2 separate regions of the Homo sapiens genome follow, and region 2 is linked to region 1. Evidence: read pairs that join two places in POLR2A ChIA-PET (ENCODE). Cell type or tissue: OCI-LY7. All regions are shown on one strand. Links, peaks and the distances in the headings refer to the core of each region. The heading gives the core; the rest is flanking DNA. Region 1 has its middle 7.1 kb from the start of FCGBP. Region 2 has its middle 17 kb from the start of LGALS14.

Evidence for each region. ChIA-PET counts read pairs that join two places held together with the same protein. Peaks named below come from ENCODE experiments on the same cell type or tissue, not always from the same donor. Only the 100,000 strongest peaks of a DNase experiment are listed, where the experiment ranks them.
Region 2: POLR2A ChIA-PET joins it to region 1 with 28 read pairs; 2 of 35 experiments call an interaction of 5 or more read pairs at or near these places.

Annotation. Positions count from the first base shown.
Region 1 is chr19:39,935,441-39,948,084 of GRCh38, reverse strand. It overlaps the pseudogene PRR13P5. Among named protein-coding and RNA genes, the nearest start is that of FCGBP, 7.1 kb to the right of the region's middle. RefSeq lists a silencer at 1,169-1,463 and enhancers at 4,103-4,603, 6,147-6,236, 6,337-6,416. In OCI-LY7, for the core only: no CTCF peak of the experiment used is centred there; DNase peaks (open chromatin) are centred at 6,114 and 6,344; H3K4me3 peaks cover 1,780 bases; H3K27ac peaks cover 2,424 bases.
Region 2 is chr19:39,681,541-39,694,184 of GRCh38, reverse strand. It overlaps the pseudogene LGALS17A. Among named protein-coding and RNA genes, the nearest start is that of LGALS14, 17 kb to the left of the region's middle. RefSeq lists an enhancer at 1,319-1,468. In OCI-LY7, for the core only: no CTCF peak of the experiment used is centred there; no DNase peak of the experiment used is centred there.

The DNA of each region.
Region 1 (12,644 bases), core at 4,735-7,234:
TGAAGGGGAAGCAAGGCACATCTTGCATGGCAGCAGGAGAGTGAGTGAAGGAAGCCACACACTTTTAAGCTATCAGATCTCATGAGAACTCACGTACTATTGTGAAAACAGCATTGGGGAAACTGCCCCCGTGATCCAGTCACCTCCCACCAAGTACTTCCCTTGACATGAGGGGATTACAATTCGAGATGAGATTTGGGTGGGGACACAGAGCCAAACCATATTAAGCTCCCTGCCCAAATAGCTGTTATGTCCTATAAAGGGCATCAAAAAGACAATTCTTTAATCAGCCAAGGAAACAACCAGGCTGATAGAGCTGCCAAACGGGCAGCTGGGCCGGGCGCGTTAGCTCATTCCTGTAATCCCAGCACTTTGGGAGGCCGAGGCAGGCGGATCACGAGGTCAAGAGATCAAGACCATCCTGGCTAACATGGTGAAACCCCGTCTCTACTGAAAACACAAAAAATTAGCTGGGCATGGTGGCAGGCGCCTGTAGTCCCAGCTACTTGGGAGGCTGAGGCAGGAGAATGGCGTGAACCCGGGAGGTGGAGCTTAGAGTGAGCTGAAACCGCACCACAGCACTCCAGCCTAGGGGACAGAGCGAGACTCCATCTCAAAAAAAAAAAAAAAAAAAAAGAAGTTGGCAGTGGTTGGCCAGGAGTGATGGCTCATGCCTGTAATCCCAGCACCTTGGGAGGCCAAGGTGGGAGGATCACCTAAGGTCAGGAGTTCGAGACCAGCCTGGCCAACATGGTGAAACCCTGTCTCTACTAAAATACACAAAAATTAGCTGGGCGTGGTGGTGCATGCCTGTAGTCCCAGCTACTTGGGAGGCTGAGGCAGGAGAATCGCTTGAACCCAGGAGGGAGAGATTGCCATGAGCTGAGATGGCACCATTGCACTCCAGCCTGGGCAACAGAGCGAGACTCCATCAAAAAAAAAAAAACTGAGCAGATGAAGGAGGGTATAATTTAAATGGTCAGGGTGGCTAGAAGATCAGCAACAATGCCTTTTCCTACCAGAAGCTGACCAATGGAAAGTCATCAAAAGACTTCATGAGGAAACTCATTATGAGAGAGACTCACTATGGAATTTAATCCAAAATCTCCTAGTGAGCAAGGCTTTAAAAGCTACAGCCTAACAGGCATGGTGGTTCACACCAGTAATCCCAGCATTTGAGGAGGCTGAGGCAGGAGGATTGCTTGAGCCCAGGAGATCAGGACCAGCCTGGGCAACACGATAAGACTGTGTCTCTACAAAAGCATTTTTAAAAATTATCTGGGCATGGTGGAATGCATCTGTGGTACTAACTACTTGGGAAGCTGAGGTGGGAGGATTGCTCGAGCCCAGGAGTTTGAGGCAGCAGTGAGTCAAGATTGCACAATTGCACTCCAGCCTGGGTGACAAAGCGAGACCTTGTCAAAAAAAAAAAAAAGAAAGAAAGAAAAAGCCACAGTGGGCCAGGTGCAGTGGCTCACACCTGTAAGCCCAGCAGTTTGGGAGGCTGAGGTGGGTGGATTACCTGAGGTCAGGAGTTCGAGACCAGCCTGGCCAACTTAGTGAAATCCCGTCTCTACTAAAAATATAAAAATTAGCTGGGTGTGGTGGCGCATGCCTGTAATCCCAGCTACTCAGGAGGCTGAAGCAGGAGCATTGCTTGAACCTGAGAGGCAGAGGCCGCGGTGAGCAAAGATCATGCCACTGCACTCCAGCCTGGGTGACAGAGTGAGACTCAGTCTCAAAAAATAAAAATAAAAAAGCCACAGTGGACTCTGTAACTCAAGCATGTGAAATTTGTCTTAGAAATAATTCCTGAGCCCATCCACTGGCTCTGCCCCAGTGCAGCATAAGAAGACCTATCCTGGAGAAGATTGGCGAATTACACAGATACCCCTAAAGGGGAATTCAAATATATTCTGATTTTTATAGACACTTTCGCAGGCTGGGTGGAAGCTTTCCCCACACAAACAGAAAAAGCAATTGAAGTTTGTAAATGACTGCTTAAAGGCCGGGTGCAGTGGCTCACGCCTGTAATCCCAGCAGTTTGGGAGGCTGAGGTGGGCGGATCACCTGAGGCCAGGAGTTTGAGACCAGCCTGACCAACATAGTGAAACCCCATCTACTAAAAATACAAAAATTAAGGCCAGGTGCGGTGGCTCACACCTGTAATCCCTGCACTTTGGGAGGCTGAGACGGGCAGATCACAATCAGGAGATCGAGACCATCCTGGTTAACACGGTGAAACCCCATCTCTACTAAAAATACAAAAAATTAGCCGGGCATGGTGGCAGGCGCCTGTAGTCCCAACTACTCGGGAGGCTGAGGCAGGAGAATGGCGTGAACCCGGGAGGCGGAGCTTGCAGGGAGCCGAGATCGCACCACTGCACTCCAGCCTGGGTGACAGAACGAGACTCCGTCTCAAAAAAAAAAAATACAAAAATTAGCTGGGCATGGTGGCACAGGGCACCTGTAATCCCAGCTACTAAGAAGGCTGAGGCAGGAGAATTACCTAAACCCTGGAGGTGGAGGTTGCAGTGAACTGAGATCGTGCCACTGCATTCCAACCTGGGCAACAAGAACGAGACTCTGTCAAAAAAAAAATTAAAAACCAAACCAAACCAGACAAACAAAAAGTAAATGGCTGCTTAAACAAGGAATTCCTAGGTTTGGGCTTCCAGCCTCCCTACAAAGTGACAACAGGCTGTCTTTTATCACCTAGGTCACCAAAGGGCTGTCTAGCAGTCTTAGCATCCAATACAAACTTCACTCTGCCTGGCATCCTCAATCTTCTGGGAAAGTTGAGAGAATGAATCAAACCCTTAAAAAGAACCTTGGCTACACTATGCCAAGAAGCCCAGAAATCATGGATTAAGTGCCTCCCTATTGCCTTACTAAGAATAAGATCCACCCCAAAGGGGAACTTAAAGCTCAGCCCTTTTAAAATGACCTATTGGAGCAGTCCTTTCTCAAGACAAACTTTCTAATAGATGAAGACTTAAATCAGGCTTTAAAATACATTATCAACTTGGGGAAAATTTAGCAGACAATATAATAATAAAATATTACCCCAGCTGGGTAAGATAGTTTGGGATCATTTCCCTATTAGGTGCACAGGTCATACTCAAGACATGGTGAGGGCCTGGCATGAATCATGCTCCCACTGTACCCTCTTCCTTTTTTTTTTTTTTAAACGGAGTCTCACTCTGTTGTCCAGGTTGGAGGGCAGTGGCACGATCTCGGCTCACTGCAACCTCCACCTCCTGGGTTCAAGGGATTCTCCTGCCTCAGCCTCCTAAGTAGCTGGGACTACAGGTGCATGCTACCATGCCTGGCTAATTTTTTGTATTTTAGAGATGGGGGTTTCACCGTGTTAGCCAGGATGGTCTTGATCTCCTGACCTTGTGATCCACCCGCCTCGGCCTCCCAAAGTGCTGGGATTACAGGCGTGAGCCGCCGCGCCCAGCCACTGTACCTTCTATCTCACTGTAACCTCTTCCTTTTAGTCTGGGTGCAGGGTACCTGGAGTCACAATAGCCCTAGGCATATAGTGGACCAGGTGAGGCAGGCCCTGGAAAGGCTAAAAACCTCCCTCAATTCTCTTGCTAATGTGGTGTTGGACAACTGCTAGGCCTTACCCTCCATAACTTGGGCCTTACCCTCCATAACTTGGTTCCTTCCTTTCTTAAGCCCTTATTAGCTATCTTTCTTCTTTTAATCTTTAAACCATGCTTCTTTAACCTGCTGGTAAAATTTGTGTCTTTCAGACTACAATAGTTTCATGTCAAGTTAATCATTGTGCAAGACTTCTAGGTTACTTATTAGCTGAACAGGAAGATGTTTGTACAGTCACCATACCTCCTGCTGCACTTGGATAAATACTACTGGGCGAGTAGAGGTTAACACCCAGGCAATTTACAATCAGGAAATTGGTTACACTCTTTTGATAAAGGAAGTCAACTTAGTGTACAATGCTGTCAGATGAACCTTACCCTTGTAAGGCTTGTAACTTGGTTCCTCCCTTTCTTAAGCCCTTATTGGCTATCTTTCTTCTTTTAATATTTAAAGTTTTTAATCTTTAAATTTTTAATTTTTAAACCATGCTTGTTTAACCTGCTGGTAAAATTCACGTCTTTCAGACTGTAATGCTTTCATGCCAAGTAAATGGTCTTGCCAGGCTTCCAGCCTGTTTCAGAGACCACTAGCCCAGAGCCGTATCAGCCCCTTCAGCAAGCCATAAGAAATTTCTACTCCTCCTGGAAATAGATGTAGAGACTATGTCCATGCTTAGCAGGAAGTAGTTCCAGAAGAGACCTTTGCTCCTTAAGAATAAGGAGAATGAGGACTGCGAAGGAGAACGCAGCAAGCCCAGGCGGCGGTGGAAAGGCTGGAGGACACACCTAAACATGTGGAATCCCAATGCCGGGCAGCCAGGGCCAAATCCATATCCCCCCAATATTGGGTGCCCTGGAGGTTCCAATCCTGCCCACCCACCACCTATTAATCCACCCTTTCCCCCAGGCCCCTGTCCTCCTCCCCCAGGAGCTCCCCATGGCAATCCAGCTTTCCCCCCAGGTGGGCCCCCTCATCCTGTGCCACAGCCAGGGTATCCAGGATGCCAACCGTTGGGTCCCTACCCTCCTCCATACCCACCGCCTGCCCCTGGAATCCCTCCTGTGAATCCCTTGGCTCCTGGCATGGTTGGACCAGCAGTGATAGTGGACAAGAAGATGCAGAAGAAAATGAAGAAAGCTCATAAAAAGATGCACAAGCACCAAAAGCACCACAAGTACCACAAGCATGACAAGCATTCCTCCTCTTCCTCCTCCTCTTCCAGCAGTGATTCTGACTGAATACAGGCCCTGGACCCTTCCCTCAAGTCCCACCAGTTCTGCTCTCCCATCAAGCTTCAGATGCCACGTTGTACTGGGGGAATGTAGCCCTTGTGCTCCCCACCCCCTACCTCCACCTGAGCCTCACCCTGCTGTTGAGCCCTGAGTGGCTAGGGGAAATAGGAAGAGGATTGCCATGGCCTGGCCATCTTGTTGCTGCTTGGAGAGATCATATAGCTAATGAATTAGGCAGGGGAGCTATTTTTTGAAGATGATGAACTAAATGTTGAAGACAAGTTTGAGATCTGTAAAATGTGATTTTTTACTTCCACTTATAATACTTGTGATTGGGGAGGTTTGTGGAAATTCAATTATGATGAAAAACCTCTATCTTTTTTGTAATGTTGGCATACTTGGGGGATTTAGTGGCAAATACATTCCCCAGCAGGCCTTTTGTTGGTTGCACTAACTGCAAGGTTGCTGGGAAGTAGAGTCCATTTGGTTGATGAGCTTTGACTGCGGTTTTGGAACCTTACCTCTCCTCCTTAGCCCAATATGCTGTCTCGGGTCCTATTCAAATAAAGTTATTTCTCCTGGTCTAAAAAAAAAAAAAAAAAAAAAAAGAATAAGGAGAATGAAATCTCTTGGCTGGGAGTGAGACAGCTGGCTGGCTTCCTATTTTGAGGTGGTTTAGTGAAAAAGAACAAAAGCCCCTTACTCAAGCTGTAGCTTGTCTGCAGCAGGATAATTAAGGAATCAGAGAGACCGTGGGGTTGAGGAGGAATTATTTAATTATTCAGGTGCACCGACCCAGTCAGATTAACATCCAAAGGACTGAGCCCTGAACAAAGAGTCAAGCTACCTTTTAAGCATTTCGTGGGGCTGGGGGAGATCTGTGCAGGGGGAAGCATATCACAGAAGTGAGAAACAAAGACAGTCATTCAATTGAGACATGCATTATATCATTTTTTTTTCAAGGAACAGCATGTTTTACGACTTGAGATTATCTGTCTAGTGATCTTACAGCTGCACAGCTAGAGAAACAGAGTCTTCACAATGCCTGGGAAAGGGAGAGATAAGGCTCACTAGCCATAGAAAAACAGGCAGTTAATTTTAAAGGACTCCAGCTCTTTCTCTTCCTCAGGGGGAATTGGGTTTTCTTACATACAACTAAGTTTTGCTTACACATTCTTTATTTCTTTTAATTCCTGTTCTATACCTAACCTCCAGCCAGTCAGCATCAGAGGCCCAAGAAGCTATTAACCACAAGTTCCTGCTTTAGGGGCTTAGGGACTTCCCCAGGAAGCCACAGGAACAGCTTAGGTTTCAACTTACAGTGATAATTTCCTTATTTCAATGCTAAAAATCATGCTCAGAGGTAGAGATTTAAAATGCCAATATTACATGCAATGTATGAAAAACCATGTTGAACCATTGTGCAGGCGCCAAGAAATCCCTTGTTAACACATGATGACAGGCACATCATGGCATCTGGACCCCTACAAGACAGATCGACTTGCTCCCTGTGGGGAGCAGCCTACCCTTTTCCTTTCACGGTGCTGACCTCCCTTCTGCACAAACGGAAACAAACTTTTTTTTTTTTTTCTCTTTAATACTGTGTCTGGTAATCTCACTTGATTTCTATCTTAGGAGACTACAACAAGCCAGGATGATGGTAACATCTCTGTCAAGATGACATAGATTTATTTTTCCTGGCTCCTCTCTGCTAAAAACCCTGGAATAACATAACAGACATTCTTAAGAGGACTCTGAAAGATAAAAAGAAGGAAAACTGACAAGGGCCTTAGAACTCGAGAAACATCTCAGTGGCCCAGCATCTCTCAATTTCCCACCCAACGACAGGACGTGGTCTAGATCCAGCATCTCCCCAGCCCCCTATCCAGCGGCAGAAAGCACCCAGGTAGGTGCTTTCCCCACCCTAGTGGATGGCAGAGATGAAGGAAGAGCCCTGCTGGCACCACGCAGCCCAGGGAAGTACTCTCCACCCTTTTGTGCCAGTGTCTCCTACTCCTAACGTAGCAGCACCAAGCAGGCCCCAAGAAAATGCTTTTAACCTCCATTGGTGGTACTAACAGGAATTGGGTATGAGCTCAACCAGCACCAGGCAAATGAAATAGACCGGAATAATAATGCAAGGGCTCTGAAAACTAAATTGTCATTGGAATCATAGCACACAAAAGTAGGCCAGGACCTGCATGCTAACCTAAAAACAGTGACTGCTAAAATGGAAGAGTTAAATAGGATCCAGGGTCTCCTCTCATAATACCAGAAATGTCCAGGATATAATTTAAAAATCATACATAATATGAACAACCAGAAAAATCACAACTTGAATGAGAAAAGCCAATCAACAATCTAACACTGAGATGAAAGATTTTAGAATTATCTGACAAAGATCTAAAGTAGCCATCATAAAAATGTTTCACCAAGCAAGTAGAAATTCCTTGCAAAGATGGGAAAGAAAAGAAAATCTCACCAAAGAAATGGAAAGTATGTTCTTAAAGAATCAAATGAAAATGATAAAACTGAAAAATACAATAACTAAAATAAAAACTCACTGGAAAGGCTCAAGAGCAGAGCAACTATGACAAAGGAAATAAGAAGTGAACTTGAAGATAGAACAATAAAAATTACCCAATCCAAAAAACAGAGAGACAATCAACTTTAAAAAAGAGAAACAGAAAATGACTAACAAGGGCTCAGAGAACCTGCAGGACAATTATAAAATAGCTAACATTTGTATTATCAGATTAACAGAAGGAGAAAAGAAAGTGGGGCTGAAAAATATTTGAAGAATAATGACCAAACCTTCCCAAATTTGGCAAAAGACATAAACCTACAGATGCAAGAAGCTAAACAGAATAAATCTGACGGATTCCATGCCAAAACACAGTATAACTAACTTATGAAAACAAAGGCAAACAATGAAACTATCTTGGAAGCAGCTAGAGAGGAATTATAAATTGTCTATAGGGAACACTGATCAAATGACAAAAAATTTCTTATCAAAAACCATGGAGAAGAAAGCCTGGAGCAATACTCTTCAAGTGCTGAAAGAAAATAACTATCTGCTGAGAATCTTTTTTTTTTTTTTTTTGAGACAGTCTCGCTCTGTCCTCCAGGCTGGAATGCAGTGGTGTGCTTTTGGCTCACTGCAACCTCCACCTCCCAGTGATTCTCCTGCCTCAGCCTCCCAAGTAGCTGGGACTACAGGCGCCCGCCACCATGCCCGGCTAATTTTTGTACTTTTATTAGAGACAGGGTTTCACCATGTTGGCCAGGCTGGTCTGGAACTCCTGACCTTGTGATCTGCCCGCCTCAGCACCCCAAAGTGCTGGGATTACAGGCGTGAGCCACTGTGCCCAGCCGAGAATCTTATATGCAGCAAAACTATCTACGGGGTATGAAGAAGAAATAAAAAGCTTTTAGATGAAGGAAGACTACAAGACTTTGCCGTCAGCAGAATTATTTTTAGAGAATGATTAAAGGAAGTTCTCCAAAGTCCAAATGATTACAGGAAAAGGCTCAGAACTTTAGAAAGGAAGGAAGAACAGCAGAATGGACAAAAATAGTGATAACTATAGCAGATTACCCTTCTCATGAGTTTTTAAAAATCGTAGTTGGTTGAAGCAAAAATTATAGTATTATCTGATGTCTATAGGAAGAGACAATACTTAAAATAGTTATATGTGTATACACACACACGCATATGTATAAGTGGGAGGGTAAAAGGATCTATATGGATGTAAAGTTTCAACACTTCAATCAAAGTGGTAAAATATTCATAAGTTGGATTATAATCAGTTACATATGTATATTGTAGTACTAGAGCAAGTGCTAAGAAAATTCTACAAATTATGTATTCGAAAATAATATGAATCAAAATGGAATGCTAAAAAATGCTCATGTAACTCACAGGAATGCAAGAAAAAATAAGAATGAGAAATGGAACAAATGGAAAATGAATATTAAAATGTTAATCTTAAGTCCAAACATATCAATAACTACTTTAAATGTAAATAGTCTATCTCCTTACATGAAATAAAAGGCCAGAGATTGGTAGAGTGGATTTAAAAAATGATCCAACTAGATACTGTCTCCAAAAAACTTTACTCCAAATATAACAACATAGGTAGGTTGAAAATAAAAGAATAGAAATATATATTAATTTTATTAATTTATGTTATTATAAATATAAATTTTAGGCTGGGTGCAGTGGCTCACCCCTGTAATCCCAGCACTTTGGGAGGCCAAGGCAGATAGATCACTTGAGGTCAGGAGTTCAAGACCAGCCTGGTCAACATGGTGAAACCCCGTATCTACCAAAAATACAAAAATTAGCCAGGCGTGGTCACAGGTGCCTGTAATCCCAGCTACTTGGGAGGCTGAAGCAGGAGAATTGCGTGAACCTGGGAGGCAGAGGCTGCAGTGAGCCGAGATCATGCCCTTGCACTCCAGCTTGGGCAACAGAGCGAGACTCTGTCTAAAAAATAAATAGATAAATAAATAAATAAATATATATATAATTTTAAATATAAATTTTTAAAAGGAAGGAAGTACTATATTAATACGAAAATACTTTCCTTCAGAGCGAAAAACATTGCTAAAAACAAAGGATCATTCTGCCAAGACATTGCAATCCTAAGGTATATGTACCAAACAACAGAGATTCAAGTACATGAAGCAAAAACTGATAGAGCTGAAAGGTGAAATAGACAAGTCCACAAATATAGTTGGAGAATTAAAAACGTCAGTCTCACCAAATTGATAGAACTACCAGGATAAAATATGTGAGAATATCAAAGAACTGAATAACAGCATCAATCAACAGGATCTAATTGATATTTATAGAATGCTCTATTCAACAATAGACAAATCCACAAATACATTTGGGAAATTCAAAGACTTGCTCTTGTTAGCAACAACAACAACAACAAAGAAGTAGTTCTTTCGTTTCATTGATTTTCTCATGTTCAGTTTTATTAATTTCTGCTCTTCATTATTTCCTTTCTTCTGCGTTGTGTTTGTTTTGGTCTTTTACTACTTTATTGTGTAAGAAGAGCTTAGAATATTGGTTTAAGAACTTTCCTCTTTCCTAATGTAAATATTTAATGCCATAAATTTCCCTTTAGCTATATCCCACATATTTTGAAATATCTTCTTTTCATTTTCATTTAATTCTATGTATTTTTGATACTTCCTCTTTGGCCCATGGATTATTTAGAAGTGAGTTGCTCAATATCCTTGTGAGTGGAGATTTTCCTGTTTTTCTGTTATTCATTTCAAGCTGATTCCATTATGGTCAGAGAACATCTCCTATAGAATTTCAATTATTATAGGCAGAGAGGAAGTGTGAATGTCAAATGTTAGAGGGAAGGAACTAGAGGCAAGTGGCAAATAATGGGTCATTGGAGAGTTTAACAAAACGTTCAGTGCTTATGGAAGTCGGATTGTGGGATCCAGAGCGTAAAGGAATTAAGTTAGAAATTGCCCGCAAGCCTGAATTTAGCTGGAGAGAGTAAATTCTCTTCCACTGTGCTCCAGTCTATAAAGCCAAGACTAGTCAGAGGGGCCCAGGGGTCTGGGATGGTATAGCCAGTGCCCATGCTGCAAGGAGACGGAAGCAGATAAGCAGGAAGAGGCCGAAAGGCTCAGGTACACAAATACCCTTGTTTGGGCTCAGAGCAAGGCTGCCAGTGGAGGGATGGATGCGATTTCTCTGACCATAAGGAAGTGTCCCCAGAGTTTATTTCCCGGGTCACCAAAGGGTTTCCTGAGAATTGATATAATACAGGGTAAAGCACAGGGGTGTACACACACACATACACACACACACACACACACACCCACACACACACCCACACACACACCACTTGGGCCTTAAAAGGAGTGAGAAAGAAGACCCAAGGGGATTGGCACATACAGAGTATTAATTTGTGAGATCTCCCACCACAACCACCCCATTTCTGGGGACTCTGGCTGTGGAGAGCGATGATGAATTTTGAAGGCAGGAAGCTTCTTTCTGTGATCAACCAGGGGAAACCCCAAGGCTTAGAGAGAATTGAGGGCCAGAAACACCCATGAAACTCACCCTGATTCTTTCCCTTCACCTCCCATTTGTCTCTGAGTGCCTCTAATTACAAGAGGCATATGGCACACAGAGGATTTTATTTTCTTTTTTCTTTTTCTCCCCAGGCCAGAATGCAGTGGCATGATCACGGCTCGCTGCAGCCTCAGACTCCTAGGATCAAGCAATCCTCCCACCTTAGCCTCCTGAATGGTGGAGACTACAGGTGCATGCCACCACACTCGGTTTATTTTTATATTTTTTGTAGAGAAAGGGTCTCACTATGTTGCCCAGGCTGGTCTTGACCTTGTGGCCTCAAGTGATCCTCCTGCCTCAGCCTCCCAAGTAGCTGGGACTACAAGCGTGCACCACCGTGCCTGGCTAATTTTTGTATTTTTTTGTAGATACAGGGTCTCACTATGTTGGTCTTGAACCAGGCTGGTCTCAAACTCATGGCCTTAAGCAATCCTCCTGCCTCAGCCTCCCAAAATGCTGGAATTATAAGCTGAGCCACTGCGCCTGGCCTCAGACAGAGAATTTTCACATCTTGGTTTGCAATTGCTGTTTCCTCCTAGGAATCCCGACGTCTCCTCCTCCGAGTCCTTCTCTGTCTCAGGGACCCAGCAGCCCCTTCCACCAACTTTTAGACCCCTCAGGGACCCAGGCATCCTTTTCCCAAAGCTTCCACTTCCTGTGGGTCCCCTGCCCCTGCTTGTTTCTTGTTATCTCTGGCTTTTAGCCAGTCTCCTATTTACTCACCTCATTCTCCTGGTTGACTTTATGTCCCAGTCAACTCTTAGCCTTTATCTTTCCCTCCAGGAACGTTTCTTGGGTGGGCGTGGGGATTGGTTGGAGCTCCAGGGAGAGAGAAGCCCCCCACCCGCTCTGGCCTCCCAGAGGCCCAGGCTGCTGTGATAAGAGAGGAGGAGCCCCAGGGGCAGCAGCTGCTAGGGTGTTGGTCCAAGAGAGCACCCAGGCTTTGCAGCTGCTGGTCCCAGGGGAGACTCCCCCAGCAAACAATGAGATCCTGAGTCAGGGAGAAGGCAGGCAGGGCATGGGTCAGGCCAGCCCCTCAGAGGAGCTGACTCCAGCTGAGAAAGCCCAACTTTCAGCTCATTCTTCTGCTCCTTGTGTGCAACCTAGACCTCCACCTCCCATCTCAGGCAAATTCTGGGGTGATGGAGAGGCACAGAGTCCCCTAAACCTGTTCAGCTAGCCCCTGCTAAGAGCAAACCCTCCCTACACACAAAAAAACTCCAAAACCAACAGGTCCTGGCTCTTCCTCAGTCCTCACAGGCTGGGGAGTCCCTGGCCACCTATATCCTGTTTCCAGCACCACTGAGGAGCAGGTGTCTGGGATCAGAAGTAGAATCTGGGTGTCTGTGTGGAACCAGGAAACAGAGGCCATTGTCCCTTCTTCACACACCGCCTCAGTCCCAGTGCCCACCTGCAGCCTGGCCTGCGCCCACACCAGAGGAGGCTGCCCCCCAGCTCTACAGTCCTTGAGAATTTTTTTACATCTCTGGGACGTAAAGATGCCCAGAGAGGCTGGTTTTGGTGTTCCCATTTTGCAGATGAGAAACCGCAGACGCCCCACTGGGCTGCGGTGGAGGTCTTGTGTCCCACTCCATAGCCTCAGACTCCTGCCCATCCCAGACACCTGCCCCTAGTGGTGTCTGGAAGCAGGATGTGGGTGGCTAGGGACTCCCCAGCCTGTGGGGACTGAG
Region 2 (12,644 bases), core at 5,770-8,269, 250 kb after region 1:
CCCCCAATCCCTGAGTGTCCTCCTCCCCTAGGCCACATGACTGGCCCAAAGTGCAACCACTGCAGGTTTCATGCCTGGTGCTGGAGGGTCTCCAGGACCTGCAACTTAATTGGTGCCTTTATCATGCCAACTAGACATTTCCACATCACTCACATGAGGCCACTTCCTGAGTAAATATTCTCCCTTCTTTTCCACCCCCGTGCCATGGACCATGGAGTACTCACAAAAAAGGGAGGATCGGTGTCCCTCTGATTGTCATGGTAGAACCAATGGACAAGGACACAGGCATTGTGTGGGGCACCTGCTAGGGGACTGAGAGTGGGTGAGAGGGGCCCGGCCAGGTGTGGCCTCCCCTTTTCTAACAGATTCCCATGATGCAGAAGGTTAGAAATCAACAGGCAAACAGTGAGGACTTCTCTTTTTCACCCTATCACAGTCAGGACTCCATATTCCTGAAGACATGAGGGTCCCATAGTTAGGAACAAGGATTCAGGAGTCAGGCTGCCTGGATTCCACTCCTGATTCTGCCTCTTACTGGAAGTGCCATCTTAGATCTATTACTTGAATGCTGCCTACCTTAGTTTCCCAGGTACCAGGAGGATTATTTAAAACTCTTATTTTTCTTTGCTTTCTTTACTTTTTACTTTTTTGTCTTTATTAGAAATTCTTACTTTGTAGGGTGATTTTAGTGACAGAAGTTAATACGTGTAAAATCTTTAGCCTAATCCCTGGCATGTACAGGGCTTGTTGGGGGTGACCTAACACTATGGATTGGGTCCTTGTGGAATATTGACCTGAGATCAATTTCAACTCTGAAACTGTGAAAACTAGACTTGAGGATGTAACAGCAGAGAAATTCACTCCAGTAAGAAGCAACACTTGTTGAAAGAGAGAGGGAAATTGAAAAAGAACAGAAAACCCCTGTGTGTGGGATGCACGTGCATCACAGTCATCAAGGGCAATGGACGTCCTTCCCAGAAGTTGTAAAAATCTTGAGGACACAGCTCCAGCACTTGGACAAATGAAAAGTGTGGGTCAGGGAAGTAATTAGAGAGAACCTACAAGTGTATAATTTTTCTTCCTTTTTGAAACATGATCTCACTCTGTCACCCAGGCTGACATGCAGTGGTGCACCAATAGCTCACAAAGCCACAAACTCCTGTGCTGAAGGGATCCTCATGCCTTGGCCTCCTGAGTAGCTGTGATGAAAGAGGCCTGCCACAATGCCTGTCTGATACTTAAAAGTTTTTGTAAACACAGCATCTCACTATATTGCCCAGGCTGGTCTCAAACCTCTGGCCTCAAGTTATTTTCCCATCTTTGCTTGACAAAGTGCTGGGATTATGGGCATGAGCCAGTGAACCCAGCTACTCTGATGATTAATATCCACTGTAAACTCTGTCTGAACTGAGGCTACACTTGTTCCTTCCTGGTTTAGGGTGATTTAGTATCCGAAACCACAGACTCTAATGCTCTTCCTTAGAGAGCCAGGATCTGCAAACTCTCCAGACCCACAATAAGAAGGGCAGGCTTTGGTGGGAGCCAGGAAGAGACATGAGGCTGAAAGACAGGAGATGGTGGTCACTGTGTGCAGAACCTACCTGAGGAAACATCACTCCTATGATCTGCATTCCTCTTTCCCACTCTGCTTGGGAAGAGGCATCTAGAGAGCATGCTTTCTGCTCTCATTAATGCTCACAAATGAGTCATTGATAACTCACAGTCCCCAAGATTCACACCAGTTCTGCCACCTGGCATCCACATTGACACACATGGGAAGATGCACAGCTGCTTCATCAGAGGCCCTGCTGTGTGAGGAGGAAACTTGACATGCACAGAAGGCCACATGCATGTTCCCAGTTCAACACCCAGTCATATCCCAGCACTCACACACACCCATAGTCGCACAGAGTCACCCCACTCACTGAGTCACAAATGCCTGCTCGCTGTGCCTATAAAGATGCTCATGCATTGGTCTGGCCTTGCTCACACACACACTCACATCACAGTCGGGAAGACAAAACAGTCACCCTTTTACACTCAGGCACATCCCACCCATCCTGGTGGGCTCTCCACCTCCCACCTAAAGTCACATCATCTCAGCAGAGTTCACTCTCATCAGACACCATCACACCCTCACAGAAGGTTACACTGGTCCAGGGTCCACACCTGACAACATGCAACGTCTCAGACACCATAGCCCCAGGGTATCAGAAACAGACTCAGTCATAACCACACTTTTTTGCAAGCCTGTGTCTGTGATGCAGCAGAAATGACGGTGGGGAAGACACCAGGGGGAGGAAGGGGTCACCAGGGAAATGCACAGACAAGGATGATGGAGTGAGGATGAGGGTGAGGGGTTGTGAAGTCCAGCCCCCATGCCTCTCATTAAGCCTTCTCTCCACTGTGCAGAATGTACATTTCCTAATTTTCCTAATCTGTGCAATGGTAAAAATAGTGAGGATTTTGGTGAAAATCATTTGCCCTGGGAGGTAACACTTCTTTTGGTCTACAGATGTTCTGACAGAACACTGGTCTTGATCCTAAGCAGGACCTATGGAGGGAGGTAGAGAAAGCCCTTGTGTCCCCCTGATCCCACACTGGTCCCCTTGGCTTTGCCAGGTGAGGGTCTTTCCCATCTGCCTCTCACACACCTGGGCTCCACCCACACCCTTTTCTTTTCTCTGAGCGTCCATGGGAATCCAAATTTTCAGAGACACCCTTTCTCCTGCAAATTTGTGGAGAAAGTTGAGATTCTTAAGTCTAGTTATTGGTTATTTGTTTCTTAGTTCCAGACCTGTGTGAGGACAGGTGCAGGTACAGGTGATTGGACTTGAGTCACAATGCAGTCTTCTTCACCTGGGGTGGAGGACTCAGGACCCCTCCTCAAGTTCTTTTTGTGATGAAAGGAAGCATCCTTAAAACCTATATTAGAATTCAAATGTGGAGTGAATTAGAATTTCCTTCCATCCTTCCTTCCTTCTCCCTCTTATTTCATTTTTCTCTTCACTTTTTTTTTGTCAAGGAATTCAAACCATTCTAATCCTTTGTCAGGCAATTAGTTTGCAAATATTTTCTCCCATTCTGTGGGTTTTCTCTTCACTTTTTGATTGTTTCCTATGCTAGGCAGTTTTTTAACTTAACATTATCTCATTTGTTCGTTTTTTTTGCTTTGTTTGCCTGTGTTTGTGGGGTATTTCTCAAGAAATTTTTGCCAGAACAAATGTCCTCAAGATTTATCCCCGTATTTTCTTCTAGTACTTTCATAGTCTGAGATCTTAGTTTGAAATCTTTACTCCATTTTGATTTGATTTTTGTACATGAGGAGATATAGGTTTCTAGGTTCACTCTTCTGCATAGTTTCCCCTATGCCATTTATTGAAGAGACTGTCTTTTACCCAGTGTATATTCTTGGCACCTTTGTTGAAAATGAGTTCACTGTAGGTGTGTGGATTTGTTTCTGGGTTCTCTATTCTGTTCCATTGGTCTGTTTCTGTTTTTATGCCAGTACCATGCTTTTTGTAGTTGTTCTTGTTGTTGTTGTTACTATAGCTCTGTAGTGTAATTTGAAGTCAGGTAATGTGATTCCTCCAGTTTTGTTCTTTTTGCTTAGGATGGCTTTGGCTATTCTCAGTCATTTATAATTTCATATAAATTTTAGGATTGTTTTTCTACACCTGTGAAGAATGTTATTGGTATTTTCATAAAGATTGCATTGAATCTGTAGATTACCTTTGGTAGTATGGACATTTTAACAAAATTGACTCTTCTAATCCATGAACGTGGAATATTTTTTTCCATTTTGGTGTCCTCTTCAACTTCTTCCATTCGTTTTTTAGACTTTTTCAGATATCTTTCAATTCTTTCGTTAAGTAACTTTCTGGGTACTTAATTTACTTTGTGGCTATTGTAAATAAGATAGCTTTTTAAATCCTTTTTCAGATTGTTCCTTGTTTGCATGTAGAAATGCTACTAATTTTTATATGTTGATTTTGTATCCTGCAACTTTACCAAATTTGTTTATCAGTTCTAGTAGTTTTTTGTGGAGTGGTTAGGTTTTTCCAAATATAAGATTATGTTATCTTCCTCCTTTCCAATTTGGATGCCCTTTGTTTCTTTCTCTTGTCAAATTGGTCTAGCTAAGACTTCTGGTACTATGTTGAATGACAGTGTGAAAACGGCCATCCTTGTAGTGTTTCAGAGCTTAGACAAAAGGCTTTCAGGTTTTCCTCATTGAGTATGACACTAGCTGTGGGTCTGTCATATATGGCTTATTATTTTAAGGTATGGGCCTTCCATCACGAATTTTTTTAGGGTTTTTATTGTGAAGAAATGTTGCATTTTATCAAACACTTTTTCAGTATCAATTAAAATGATCATATGGCTTTTGTTCTTCATTCTGTTGATATGAGGTATCATATTAATTGATTTGCATATGTTGAACCATCCATGCATTCCAGGAATAAATCCCATTTGGACATGATAAATGATCTTTCCTTCTTTTTTTTTTTTTTTATTGAGAAGAAGTCTCGCTCTGTCATCCAGGCTGGAGTGCAATGGTGTGATCTCAGCTCACTGCAACCTCTGCCTTCTGGGTTCAAGTTATTCTTCTGCCTCAGCCTCCCAAATAGCTGGGATTACAGGCGCTCACCACTGCGCCTGACTAATTTTGTATTTTTAGTAGAGACAGGGTTTTGCCATGTTGGTCGGGCTGGTTTCAAACCCCTGACATCAGGTAATTACTCCCCTCAGCCTCCCAAAGTGTTGGGATTACAGGCATGAGCCACCATGCCTGGTCAACCTTTCTAATGTATTGTTGAATTTGGTTTGTATGGGGCAAAGAAAGAGAGATCAGATTGTTACTGTGTCTATGTAGAAAAAGGAAGACATAAGAAACTCCATTTTTATCTGCACTAAGAAAAATTGTTCTGCTTTGAGATGCTGTTAATATGTAACCTTAGTCACAACCCTGTGCTCACCGAAACATGTGCTGTATTGAATCAAGATTTAATGGATTTAGGGCTGTGCAGGATGTGCCTTGTTAACAATTTGTTTGCAGGCAGTATGCCTGGTAAAAGTCATCACCATTCTCCATTCTCGATTAACCAGGGACACAATGCACTGCAGAAGGCCGCAGGGACCTCTGCCCAAGAAAGCCTGGGTATTGTCCAGGTTTCACCCAACTGAGACAGCCTGAGATATGGCCTCATGGGAAGGGAAAGACCTTACAGTCCCCCAGCCTGACACCTGTAAATGGTCTGTGCTGAGGGAGATTAGTGAAAGAGGAAGGCCTCTTTGCAGTTGAGATAAGAGGAAAGCATCTGTCTCCTGCTCGTCGCTGGGAATGCAATGTCTCAGTGTAAAACCTGACCATACATTCTATTTACTAAGATAGGAGAAAACCGCCCTATGGCTGGAGGTGAGACATGCTGGCAGCAATACTGCTCTGCTACTCTTTACTGCTCTGAGATGTTTGTGTAAAGTTAAACATAAATCTGGCCTACGTGCACATCCAGGCACAGCACCTTTCATTAAACTTATTTATGACACAGATTCCTTTGCTCATATGTTTTCCTGCTGATTTGGTAATGGTTTCCCTACCATTACCCTATAGTCCTGCCACATCTCCCTCACCAAGATTGTAGAGATAGTGACCAATAAATACTGAGGGAACTCAGAGACCAGTGCTGGTGCAGGTCTCACTTGCTGAGTGCTGGTCCCCTGGGCCCACTTTTCTTCCTCTATACTTTGTCTCTGTGTCTTATTTCCTTTTCTCAGTCTCTCATCTCCACCTTGCGAGAAATACCCACAGGTGTGAAGGGGCAGGCCCCCTTCAGGTTTGCTAGTGTTTTGTTTAGGATTTTTGCATCAATATTTATTAGAGATATTGGCCTATGGCCTATGGCCTATGGTTTCTCTTCCTTTTTTGGTGGGTTTTTGTGTGGTTTTGATATCAAGATAATGCTGGCCTCTTTTAATGAGTTCAGTAATAGTCCCTCCTCTGTTTTTCTGAATAGTATCGGTAAGATTGGCATTAATTTTTTCTTAAATGTTCAGTAGAATTCAGCAGTGAAGGCATCAGGTCTTGGGCTTTTCTTTATGAGGAGACTTTATTGTGGCTTCTATTTTATTATTTATTATTGGACTGTTCAGGCTTTTAATTTCTTCCAGGTTCAATATCGATAGGTTGTAAGTATCCAGGAATTTGTTCATTTCATCTAGATTTTCCAATTTATTGGTGTATAGTTGCTCAGAGTAGCCACTAATAATTTTTTGAATTTCTGTGGTATCAGTTGTAATGTGTCTTTTTTTCATTTCTGATTTTATTTATCTATATCTTCTCTACTTTTTTCTTAGTCTGGCTAAGGTTTGCTAATTTTGTTTAAATTATCAGAAAAAACACTTTTTATTAATTTCATTTGTATCTGCTCTGATCTTTATTATTTATTTTCTTCTACTAATTTTAAGTTTGGTTTGCTCTTGCTTATCTAATTCTTTAAGATGCATCATTATATTGTTTATTTGAAGCTTTTCTCTTTTTTGATGTGGGGACTTAGAGCTATAAAATTCCGTCTTTATACTGCCCTGGCTGTATCCCATACATTTTGGTATGTTATGTTTTCATTATCATTTGTTTCAAGAAAACTTTTAATTTTCTTCTTAATTTCTTCATTGACCCACTGGTCATTCAGGTACATACTGTTTAATTTCTATGTATTTGGATAGTTTCCAAAACTCCTCTTGCTACCAATTTCTTGTTTTATTCCATTGTGGTCAAAGAAGTGGCTTGATATTATTTCAATTTTTTTTTTTTTTTGAGATGGAGTCTTGCTCTGTTGCCCAGGCTGCAGTGCAGTGGCGCCATCTCTGCTCACTGCAAGCTCCACCTCCCAGGTTCACACCATTCTCCTGCCTCAGCCTCCCGAGTAGCTGGGACTACAGGTGCCCACCACCACGCCCAGGCTAATTTTTTGTATTTTTAGTAGAGACGGGGTTTCACTGTGTTAGCCAGGATGGTCTTGATCTCCTGACCTCGTGATCCACTGGCCTCAGCCTCCCAAAGTGCTGGGATTACATATTTCAATTTTTTTTTAATGTTTCAAGACTGGTTTCATGACAACATATGGTCTATCTTTGAGAATGATCTATGTGCTGAGGACAACAGTGTGTATTCTGCAGCTAAACTGTGCTGGGGAAGAGGTCACCGTGAGACAGGAGACACTTCTCAGTGCCCAGGAAACACTTCCTGTTCTCCGTTCCCGTGACACAACATCTCACACCCACCACCCATACTACTCTTTCTGCTGTCACTACAAAGAGGTACTGAGTGAAGCCTGGACTCTATTCCCAGTTCCTTTTTGTCCACTTGCCTCTGCACATTTAGGTGCTAGGCTGAAGGTGAGCCCCTGATAAGGTCAGTGTCACCTTCTAAAATTCCACAAAAAATGAATTCCATACAGGTGATGAGGCCTATGACCTATTATCAAAATAGAAAAGTGAACAACACTGAGAGCAGAAAGGTGTAAGGAGGAGAGTGGACCTAAACTGAACCCAAGAGTGTCCAGTGAGAGAGGAGGGAATTTCATTCCATATGGGAATGAAACGTGGAAGAAAGGAATGAGGAGTAGCACTGGCTGTGTGTTGGCACCTCAGGTATCTGGGTGTTAGGTTGAATGCGGGTAGGAGAGGAGCATACCCATGAGTAAGGTTGGAGGTGAACAAACTGCGGCAATGAACATGGGGAGAGAGGATGAGGATGATCAAAATGATGCCTGACTTGGGCCGTGTGGAAAAAGAGGCTATTTGACAGGACTTTACTCAATCTGCCTTCATTAGTTTGTAGGTAACATGTTGTTTCTGCTAAGTGGTTCTCCAGGTTTGCTATGAAGCAGGTGATCTCAGCTCTTATAGAGGGAAAAGGACTGTCATTCTGCCATCTTGGTAGAAACTCCAAGAAGGGAAGAGTGGAGGGTGAAGCCGATTGTTGCTGAGAACCAGTCCTAGAGAAAATGATAAATAGGTGTCTGGCTGGCTTCAGCAATGATGTGGCCCAGTGACTGCTGTCTATTTTCTTCTTCCTCTCTTCAATTCATTCTCCTTTTAAAAATCTTCTTGTCCTTTTGATGTAAAATTCTTTTTCTTTTCTTTTTCAAATAATGCTTAAATCAGGTGTGTGAATTGCATTTTTCCTATGTGTGTTTCAGTATTGGGTGTTTGATGTGTTAAGGGCCAATAATTTGTCTCCTTAGTGCACACATTGAGAGAAAGTGCACCTGACAATGTGTAGTCACCTCATGGACACCAGGTCCTGATTGGATGATAAGATGCGGGACTTCACTCTGAGCCTCTTCCTACAATGGTATTGCTTTCTGGAGTTGTTTCCAGGGTTACTTCTCTTGGTATGTGAACAGTCTGTAAGCCAGTGGAGACTCAGTGGAACTTGGTTCCAAAAAGGACCCCATCATGACCAATAATCAAAACAACCACAACCTGTGGAGGCCCCTCCCCATGATTTGGGCTGTCTGTACTCACCTTAATCAATATAATGTCATAGAAAAGTGACACTCTCCAATTTTCAAAGCTAAGTTCTATGATGCCTGGCAGCTTCTTCTTTGGTTTCTTGAAAGTCCTTCTTTGGTGGAAGACAGTAATCATTGATTAAGTCCAACAACTATGAGGCCTTCATGATTTCAGAAAATTCAAGACACTAATGTGTAGGGGAGGTAGGGAAGGAGACAACCAGCCAGCCCCCAGGTGTTCACTCACCCTTAGTGTTGAGTCAAACATAAGTGAAGAATCCTCTGGGATCCCAGCCTGTAGGTCCTTCAGAAAACGTGACTCCCACACACATGCGTGTCTACCACCCGCATGAGTCCAGTAAACCTGCAAAGCAGGGAGACATCAGAATAAATGGTTGCTTTATGTGAATATGTGTTGGGGAGGTTTCCGGTTCTGCAATGCCAACGGTAGCAGCAGCAAAGCAGGGTCGGCTCACTGTGTCCATGTGAATGAATTGTGTTCATTCCACCAATAAATGACATATTTTCCGATCTAAAACTATGACCATTTATTTCCAAAGAGGAGATCCAGGATTCTGCCCACATAAAATAGAAAAATCTGGCAGTTCTTTTGAACATGACAAAGGGATTTTTTGAGGGAAATTATTGAACTCTTGTGGTTCTCTAACTATGGCTTGGATTGAAATTTTCAGGTATAGGCCAAGCACAGGGGCTCACACTTGTAATGCCAGCAATTTGGTGGGCCGAGGTTGCTGGATTGCTTGACTTCAGGAGTTCGACACCAGCCTGGGCAACATGGCAAAACCCCATCTCTACAAAAAAAACATGCAGAAATTAGCTGGCCATGGTGGTGCTCACCTGTGGTCTCACCTACTTGGGGGGCTGAGGCAGGAGGAATTTTTGAGCCCAGGGTGTCGAGGCTGCAGTGAGCCTTAATGGTGCCACTGCAGTCCAGCCTGAATGACAGAGCAAGAACTTGTCTCAAAGAACAACAACAAAACAAAATTTCAGGTGCAAACTTGGTCAGTATTTCCTCGGCTTTTTCAGTGCTTCCTGCACAACGCCAGACACAGTATTAAGACACAGGAAACATCCTTAGAATGAGTGCAAGAATGAAGACATTTCATATGACTTTCCTCAAATTACAAAGCTTCTCCCCAAAATCAATTATGCCTGTGAGGTTGTAAACAGCTACCCAACATTTCACTGGAGTGAGTCATCTACAATGAAGGAGGAATTTTGGTTCAGAGTGTCTGACGTAAAGTACGGGCTGACATAAAAGGATGTCTTCGTTATGTAATCTCAGACATCACAGTGGCCTTGTGTCACTTGTGTCCTTGTGCCACTTTGTCTTTTTCTCCATGAAAGTAAGAACCAGATTCTGGAAAATTTGGTGAAGTTTTAATGACCAAGTGTAGAGGAAGGGGTGAGGAGTGATCGTTCTGTTAGCAGGCTCTGGAAATGCCATGGTCGCACAGAAACAGGGATTCTTTAACCATGAGGAATGTGATCATTTCATCAATTACAGACAGACACTGAGGTCAGGGAGACATCTCTCCACACTTGCACCATCTTCACATAAGATGGTGGGAGTCGGTGGGGAAAGCTGTAAGCATTTTGGCCATTTACCATTACCTACAAAAGAAAAAAATGCATCAGAAATACAATATGCCATCAAACAAGTTTTCAGCATCATCTCACTCAGCCCTAGTGCCTACAGCATCCAACCAGAAATCCCCTAATTATACATCAGAACCCAGTAGACACACTTCTCTCTGCAGATTACCCTTGTGCCTACTTCAGACAGTTGCTCATTTATTTCCAATGCTTCCTCTCATTCCTCCAAGGAGGTTTTACCACCCTGTGTATCACAGAACCTGTTTGCTCAGCCTCTCCTCTCACCTGGAAGATCCCTATGGCCTGGGACTGTCTCTCATGAACTTCAATCCTTGCGTCTTGCACAGGGCCTGCCATGGGGTTAGTGCTGGACAGTGTTCATTGAATGCATACATTTCAGTTCCATGAACTATAACTCCCATTCACTATGACTGCTGATGGCCCAGTTTCTCCTTGGAGTTGCCCAGAGATGTAATGGTGGTGGCAAAGAAGGAAATTCAAATGTTTTCAGAGAGGAGGAACAAAACAGGTGTTGCAAAACGTAGGATATTATTCTGAACGGCTGAAAGGCATAAGAAAAGGATCTCCTACTTAAATATGGACGAAATGTTACTCTTTGCATCTGCCCATTTGAAAAGATTGGGAAGAAGGCCAGGCGCAGTGGCTCATGCCTGTAATCTCAGCACTTTGGGAGGCCAAGGCAGATGGATCACAAGGTCAGGAGGTCAAGACCAGCCTGACCAATATGGTGAAACCCCGTCTCTACTAAAACTACAAAAAAAAAATTAGCCAGGCGTGGTGGGTGTGCACCTGTATTCCCAGCTACTTAGGAGGCTGAGGCAGGAGAATCGCTTGAACCTGGGAGGTGGAGGTTACAGTTAGCTGAGATCGTGCCACTGCACTCCAGCCTGGGCGACAGAGCTAGACTCCATCTCCAGAAAAAAAAAGAAGAAGAAGAAGAAGAAAAGGTTAGAAAGTTTGGAAATACTATTTATTTATTACTAAAGCTATAGAGACAGTCACCTTTTAGGTGTTAAGTTATGAAATTTAAAATGCACACAATTTTGAAGGAGTTATTCCATTTTTTGTAATTACCCTCCAATATGGAAATTGGGAGGTTCATTATGACAAAGGGTACGTTAAAAAGCTTTATTTGTGAGCGCAAAATACTGGAACCAGCCTAATGTCCATCAAAAGGATCAAGTTCAATAATTTTGGGTAACCCTGCTACAGGAATATTGTATGATGTTGAAAAACTGAGGCGGCACCATGGATGGATGATTGCTCCAACATGTAGCGTTTGACAACAAATCCACCCCAGTTTCTAAAGTGTAATGTGTAGAGAAACTTAAAACAGCATTGGTTTAAAAAGAAATGAAACCACACATCTGTATGCTTCCATAAGCATACATTAGCTCTGGAATTTGTGTAGAGAAGCTAGTAATACTGCTGTTCTGGGGGTAGGATTGGGGTTCAGTACTGAGAGAAAGACTACATTTTGGACTGATAAAATAACCTTATTCATATGCATGTTTTATCCATTTGGCTGAATGACTATGTAAGTAACAGCATACATGGGAATGAGAACTATGGGTGAAGACAGACAAGATTCTCCACCTTGGGGAAAATGGCAGGTGAGCCCACCTTGACCCTGGGTCAGATCTGGAAGAAGAACTGAGGATGGCAGTGCAAGCAGAGAGTGCTCTGTGAGGAAAAGCCTGGGGCAGGAGTAGTTATGGGAGATCGGCTCCGAGGAACTGGTGGGGTCAGCTCAGGAAGAGCTGCCTCCTGTTCTGGGAGCCCATGGAGGGTGGGTGCTGGGAGCTCCTGGGGGGCTCACCTGGTACTCATCGGCCAGCACGGAGATGCACAGGTTAAATGGTTTACCATCCTGAAAGGGCATATTGTGGCATGTCACCTCATACTGCCAAGCCCCATTCACGCGGCTGTTCATGACCACCCAATGACCAAAGTACACTCGGAAATGGAAGGCGATGTCTGAGTCTTCCTTCATCTCGGTATGGAAATCCACCTGCAGCTGTGGGTCCATGCTGAGGGTAAAGCACACGGTGTGTTGGGCAGGTCTCTCCCTTGTGGGGCACACACTGGACACACACAAATCCCTTCCCCCCTTTCCCCAGAGCAGACACAGGCCTTCCTGGTGATACTGCCAGTCTTGTCCCTGTGGGGCTGCTTCAGCCCCTCCTGCCCTTAAGAGCTCCCTCATCCCAAGATGTAAACTCAGCCACAGTCACTGACCTAGGCCTATGAGTTGTCAATTTCCTGAACATTCTATGCCTCTTGATAAAGAGCCACAGTCCCAATGCCCTGAGTGTCCTCCTCCCCTAGGCCCCATGACTAGCTCACAGTGCGGCCACTGCAGGTTTCATGCCAGGTGTTGCAGGGTCTCCAGGACCTGCACCTGCATGGTGCTGCCATCCTGCCAACTAGACATTTTCACATCACTCACACAGGAGGTCAGCCCTTTAGCAAATGTTCTTTCGTCTC